Linked DNA regions of Homo sapiens: region 1 is linked to region 2. The links are chromatin contacts, found by Hi-C or POLR2A ChIA-PET in ENCODE. All regions are on one chromosome and are shown on one strand. The core of a region is the stretch at or near the end of the contact, and the rest is flanking DNA. Distances in the headings are between cores, read along the strand shown.

Region 1 (3,601 bases), core at 614-3,113, 120 kb after region 2:
CAGGCTGGTCTCGAACTCCTGACCTCAGGTGACCCACCCACCTCAGCCTCCCAAAATGCTGAGATTACAGGCATGAGCCACTCGCCCGGCCAAAAGGAAATTTTTTAAAACTAAATACAACAAGAAGATTTGTGAGTTAATACGACATGTCATCTGGATTTCGACCTACCATCATTAAGAAATGTTCTTTTTCTAAGCATTTATTACTAATATGAAAAATAAGGCCAACAGATTGTTTGAGACTAGATTTCATAATATACTTGTTATATCCTGATGGTATCACCATTGTTTAACATCTAGTTCTTCCCTTTGCAGGTTCAGTAAATTGATTTGATCATTTCATTTGATATGATTAAGACTGGAGAACTGATTTTAAGTCACAATGTGTTTACTGTTCAGCACTGTTCAGAATTGTTATACCTTGTAGTATAAAGGTGCCTGAAAGCCTAATCATGAAGGCTTATTTATTTATTTTTTTATTGATCATTCTTGGGTGTCGAAGGCTTATTTTTTAAATCAAATTTGGATGGCTTTGGTACCATCCACGTAGACAAGAGTAATTATCTTGGCCAGGCATGGTGGCTCACACCTGTAATCCCAGCAGTTTGAAAGGCTGAGGCAGGCAGATCACTTGAGGTCAAGAGTTCGAGACCAGCCTGGCCAACGTGGCAAAACCCTGTCTCTAATAAAAATTAAAAAAAGTAGCTGGGTATGGTGGCGTACACCTGTAGTCCCAGCTACTCAGGAGGCTGAGATAGGAGAATCACTTGAACCCGGGACACAGAGGTTGCAGTGAACCGAGATTGTGCCACTCTACTCCAGCCTGGGTGACAGAGTGAGACTCTGTCTCAGAAAATAATAATAATTATTATTATCTCACAACTGGAGAAATGCTATTGCAGGAATACTATTGCCCTTTAATTTACACTTCTAATGTTACTCTTTACTATTTCAATAAAATATCACAAATTTATAAGTTATTTTTCATTGATTACTAATCAAAATATATACCGAACTATCTTCGTACTCTGCTATATGTATTAAGACACTCCCTTCTGACAATTTTAACCACTTCTTTCTTGAAATACAATTTTGCTAGGAAAACATGATATGTTAATGTTAAAAGCAACTCTGTGGCAGTGCTGTGGGAGTTACTAGAAGACCTTTTGGTAAGGGAGTCAGAGAGGTAGATTTTAAATTGGATTTTTGAAAAGGAAAGGGGATATTTCAGGCAGGGGAAAAGTTTCTTCAGTGGCACAGAAGAACAAACGTATCATGGTATGTTAGTCACTTTGCTGGGATGATAATTCATGAAGGGGAATAGTGTATGGTCTAAACTGGAGAGCAGGGACAATCTTGTTTCTTGGTATTCTTACTTTGTAGCACAGTATTTGCTACATTGGTGCTAAAAATGTTAATAAAGTCATATACATTTTAAGGGCATACTTTCACTCATGCTAGATTGTCAGAAAATGTTCTGTAAAATTAATGAATAGAAAAGAAAAGGAAGGATGAAGTGATTTAAAGGCAGAGAAAAAGGATGAAAGGTAAATTGTTGCCAGATTGTAGCGTCCTCTAGTGGCAGTCTAAATTCGGACTTTATTCTGTGTCGGAATCTTCCAGAAGAGGAGTGGCATAAAAAAATTGATGCTGTGCATCAGGATAAACGGACTTAACTGTAGTGTGAGAACAGGTTTGAAAAAGAAAAGTTTAGGGCGGGGGAGACCACTATTGGTGGTCTAATTTTAATATTTCAAACAGCTGCGTATTATAGCTAGGGTGTTTGGACGGTTGTCATGGAAATAAGCCCCGCCCCTTAAGCTGCGTCCTCTCTTTGACCTGTCAGTGAGGGAGGGACAGTCCAGGCAGTTCTGTGCGTGTTCACTGTTTAGTAGTACTCAAAACTGCCAGTGTGAGAGGATTTGGAAATCACTGGATCTGCTCAATACAAAAATGTTTTTTCGAGTCTTTCTCCATTTTATCAGGAGTCATTCTGCCACTGCAGTGGATTTCCTTCCTGTGATGGTGCACCGGCTCCCAGGTAGAGGGTTTGCCCCTTTCTCTTCCTCATCCTCCTCTTCTTGCCAGTCTGCGCTTAGAATTCTGTGCCTCTTTCCTGAAGGTTGCTGGGAGCTTCTGAAGCTTTGTGTCCTGTGTGGCTCAGATGAGATAGCAATTCCGCAGAGTCCTGGAAGTTAAAGAAGGCTGAGTTAGGATTGTTTCCTCATGGTCAGGGAAACAGCCTTCACATTTGTATATTTTATGCAATATTTAAGGCAGGATTCAGGGACTTGGTATTCTTTGGGATTTGCAATAAGAAGAATATTCAATATTTAGGCTTTTCTAAATTGAAAAATCACTGCCACACGTTCTAATGTAATTGTTTGGTTTCTCTATTTGCATTTTGCGGGGACTGCCTTAAAACTCATTTATGTTTTATAGCCTTCTATTATAGTTACCATTGTTACATGATTTTATGTATAGAAATTGGCTGATCTAGAGCTTTCAGAAATCATACTAATATGCACTATAAATTTTAAAATTACTTAATGTAGTAATTTAATGTTTGCAGTATGCAAGGGAATGTATTACGTACTGGAAGGAGAGAGGAGACAAACACCAGACCCTGTACTCAAGGAGTACTGGTAGTATCATTTATCATACAAGACAGATAAGATAAGGTCCATATGAGAGCTATAAACAGATGCTGTGAGTTCAGACTAAGGAGAATCAGTTCTTGCTGTAGGTAAGGGGAATGCTGTGTTTATAAAGCAAATGACATGGCAACTGGATCTTGAAGGATGAGTTAGGTGAGTAAATTTCATCTGAAGGAGTTGGGAAATATCCTAGATGAAGAAAATTGATTGGCGGGGGGGGGGGAATTAAACATTCTATTTTGACATGTTGAAAGTCACCTGCAAGAAGTAATTGATGAAATTAAGAGACTAGATGAGATTGCCAAGGGAGAGTGCTGAGATTAAAGATCCAAGGTAGGACCTTAGGAACATTCATGAAGTGGTAAGGGGGATAAGGAGCCCATAAAGGGAATTAACATTTGGAAAGCATCCACTATCTTTATATTTGATTATGACAACAGACATAAACAGGAAGTATTAACCTCCTTTTATTTCCATTTTATCATGGAAAAACCTGAGGCTCAGAGACATTAAGTAACTTGCCCAAGGTTGTCAGCTAATAAGTAATAAAACTAGCAGAATGCAGAGAGTAGTTATAGGGCAGCAGGAAAGTTAGAATAGGACAATGTCTCAGAAGCTACGAATAGAAAGGAGTTTAAGAAAGTGTTAATGTCAAATTCTATGGAAACTTTGAAGAGCATGTAGCAGATTACCAGTAGCATGCAATAGAGTATACAACATATAGACATGTAAATATTTTCTACAATGTAAAATGCTTTAAATTTGTGTATCTCTACTTAGACAAATGCCCAATCAGGCCATTCAATTTACTTAAAAAAGTAAGATGAGTAAAATTACATACCTGACCTTAGGGAATTTATTTTAATCTGAGAATAAGATAAATGGTGCATAATGTTAATAAAAGTAGAGTAACATAAATACCTGAGAGTTTCCTTCTCTATCTT
Region 2 (3,584 bases), core at 764-3,263:
AATCTCTGTATACCCTTAATGTCAGTACCACAGTCTTGATTACTTTAGCTTTGTAATAAGTTGTAAAATCAGGAAACGTGAGTCATCTTTGTTCTTTTTTCTCAAGATTTTTTTTTTTTTTTTTTTTTTTTTTTAAAGACAGAGTCTTGCTCTGTCACCCAGGCTAGAGTGCAGTGGCGTGATCTTGGCTCACTGCCAGCTCTGCCTCCCGGGTTCATGCCATTCTCCTGCCTCAGCCTCCCAAGTAGCTGGGACTACAGACGCCCACCACCATGCCCGGCTAATTTTTTGTATTTTTAGTAGAGACGGGGTTTCACCGTGTTAGCCAGAATCAAGATTGTTTTGTCTGAGTCCCTTGCAATTCTAAGTGAATTTTAGGATTAGCTTGTAAATTTCTGCATTGAAGCCAGTTGACATTTTGATAAGGATTGATTGGATGTATCTGCTGATCAGTTTGGCAAGTGTTGCCATCCGAAGAATATAGTCTTTTCATCCATGAACATGTAGATGCCCCTGTATTAGTTAGGTGTTCTTCAGTCTCTTTCAACAGTTTTTTTATAGTTTTTCAGAGTGTAAGTTTTGCACTCTAAATTTGCATTTGTTAAACTTATTTCTAGGTATTTTATTCTTTTTGATACTACTCTAAGTGGAATTGTTTTCTAGATTTCATTTTCAGATTGTTCATTGCTACTATATAAAGGTATGATTGATTTTTTTTTTTTTTTAAGACTAGTCAGGTATACTAGTGAGAAGGGCGGAAGAGTAGAAAAGAAGTTAGATTTATAATGGACTCTGAGCAATCAATTGAGATAACAATTCATTTTTCTATATTGATCTTTTTTTTCATATACCTGCTGAAATGGGATCTATATTGACCTTGTATCCTGCAAACTTGCTGAAGTCATTTATTAGTTCTTACAGTTTTTTAGTGTATTTCTTAGGTTTTTCTGTAAACAAGATAATGTTATCTGCAAATAGAGATAATTTTACTTTTTTCATTTTGACCTGTATGCCTTTTATTTCCTTTCTTGCCTAATTGCTCTGGCTGGCGCCTCTAGGCAATGTTGAATAGGTGTAGCAGAAGTGAACATCTTGTCTTGTTCTCGATCTTTGGGAGAATAAGTCTTTGGTCATTAAATAGTTGTGAGGTTTCCATAGATCAGGTTGAGCAAGTTCCCTCCTGTTCCCAGTTAGTAAGAGTGTTTTGATCATGAAAAGGGGTATTGAATTTTATCAAATGCTCTTTCTGTGTCTGTTGAGATGATTATGTGTTTTTTGTCCTGTATTCTGTTAGGACATTATTACATTAATGGATTTTCAGATGTTAATGGAAATTTGCATTCTTGGGATAAATCAGATTTGATCATGGTGAATGATCCTTTTTATATATTGCTGGATTTTATTTGCTAGCGTTTTGTTGAAGATTTTTACATCTATATTCATAAGATATTAGTGTGTACTTTTTTTTTTTTTTCTTCTAATGTCGTCTTTGGTTTTGGTATCAGGCTAATCCCGGCCTTACAGAATGTGTGGGGAAGTGTTTCTTGCTCTTCTTTGATTTTTCTTTGAAAGAATTTGTGAGGAATTGATATTAATTCTTCTTTAATATTTGGTAGAATACTGACGAAGCCATTTGGGTCTAAGCTTTTCTACATGGGTAGTTTTTAAATTACCAGTTCAATCTCTTTGTTAGTTATAGGTCTATTCAGAGTTTTTGTTTCTCCTTGGTTCAGTTTTGGTAGCTTGTGTCTGTATGGTTGTTCATAGTATTCCCTATAATTCTTTTTACTTCTGTAAGGTAGATAGTAATGTCCCCTATTTCACTCCTAATTTTAGAAATTCTAGTCTTCTCTCCTCTTCTTGGTCAGTCTAACTAAACATTTATCATTGTGGTTGTCATTTGATTGATCTTTTCAAAGAACCAAATTTTGTTATTGTTGAGATGAATGAAAATGATGACATAACATACTGTAACTTATGGGATTATGCTAAAGCAGTGCTTAGCAGGAAACAGCTGTAAGAGTCCGCATTTAAAAAGATGAAAGAACCAATGTTTGGTTTCATTTCTTTCTTTCCACCTCAGGATATTTGTATATTCTCTTTCTCTTCCTCCTTTTCTCACGATTATACAGTTTTACTCTTTGGTGAGAGAATTTAGAAACTACAGTTGTCCGGGGAGGGAAAGCATTAGGAAAAATAGCTGATGCATGTGAGGCCTAATACCTGGGTGATGGGTTGACAGGTGCAGCAAACCACCATGGCACATGTTTACCTATATAATAAACCTGGACATTCTGCACATGCACCCTGAAACTTAAAATTAAAATTAAAATTAAAAAAGAAGAAACTACAGTTCTTCTTGTCTTTCCAGATATTAGAAGGGAGAAGCAAAATTTCTGTCAATGACTTCATCATAAAAGCTTCAGCTTTGGCATGTTTAAAAGTTCCCGAAGCAAATTCTTCTTGGATGGACACAGTTATAAGACAGTAAGTATAACTGGGGAAGATATATATCCATCGGTAGTTTTCTTGTATTATTTAATGTGTGAGTGGAGTTGAGGGGATAAGGAGAAATGGAATACAGAGAGGCAGATGACTTACATAGGTCAAACAACTTGAAAACAACACAAAAATGTTTATGAGTTACTGCTTTTTACTTTTTTTTCTTACTGGCCCCAATTTTCAACCTTGTTTTTGTTTTTGTTTTTGTTGTTGTTGTTGATTTATTTTTTAAAGAGATAGGGTCTTGCTCTGTTGTCCAGGCTGGTCTTGAACTCTTGGGCTCAAGCAATTCTACAGCCTCGGCCTCCCAAAGTTCTGGGATTTCAGGTGTGAGCCACAGTGTCCAGCCTGCGATATTGCTGGATTTAGCTAGTAAAGGCTATAGATTCTTTGTATGAGTTCAGCAAAGGGAGATTAGTGAACAAATATGTGTAATTAAGTTGATAATGACTGTCACAAAGCAGGGTTAAACAGATGATTTTCATTCTCCTGAACTTTACGGGCAAAATTAGAACAGTAATTGTTAATAATACAATGGTATAGAGTAGTATGGTACTCAGTGTGTCTCTTTTATCTCATTCAATTCTCATGACTATCTTATGATTTAAGTGCTTTCACTTCCATTTCTAGATAAAGAAACAGACTCCGTGAGTTAAGTAACTTGCCCTGAGTTAATAAATTAGTGTTAGGACTGTGATTAGAACCAAGATTCTGACTCCTAAGCCTATTCGTTTCTTGCTGTGTAGATGCTTCTATGTTATTCTTATTCTGAAAGGAAAAAAACAAACTTTTTTCCTTTGTACTTTGCTGTCACACAGTCACAGCACCGCTTCTGTGACCAGATGAGTAGAGGCAGGGGTGGGGAGGGTTTCCCCACACACCAACCAAACAATTAATTCTGCAGTGATTTCCTCTAATTCAATTCAATTCAATTCTGGTGCTGTCTACCTGTAGATAGTGTCAGATCCCAAAGATTGAGGGCTCAGTCCTACAAGACTGCCCTCACTTCAGATGCCAGTCAAAAGTGTAGGCCACTCATACTTGTAACTGACTGGCTACAAACTTGTTGCTGTGACCTCTTC

What was found. Hi-C counts contacts between places; a loop is a spot of excess contacts on that map. ChIA-PET counts read pairs that join two places held with the same protein, here RNA polymerase II (POLR2A). Pooled maps may share reads with other maps.
Region 1: a loop to region 2 is called in a pooled map, with 2.0 times the contacts of the local background. The contact joins the promoter of BCO2 here to the enhancer-like site in region 2. A Hi-C loop is called at or near these places in 2 of 50 pooled maps. POLR2A ChIA-PET finds 5 or more read pairs at or near these places in 2 of 52 experiments (A673 and activated T-cell).

The regions. Positions count from the first base shown.
Region 1 is chr11:112,173,649-112,177,249 of GRCh38, forward strand. It overlaps BCO2 (beta-carotene oxygenase 2), which reads left to right and starts at 1,864. Exons shown (of 12, transcript NM_031938.7): 1 at 1,864-2,041. The coding sequence starts at 1,954.
Region 2 is chr11:112,048,863-112,052,446 of GRCh38, forward strand. It overlaps DLAT (dihydrolipoamide S-acetyltransferase), which reads left to right. Exons shown (of 14, transcript NM_001931.5): 11 at 2,372-2,487. Among named protein-coding and RNA genes, the nearest start is that of PIH1D2, 23 kb to the right of the region's middle. Within about 2 kb of position 2,014, at least 4 of the 41 ENCODE cell types and tissues checked have a DNase peak (open chromatin) inside an H3K27ac peak, as active enhancers do; they include A673, where a contact is called at or near this core.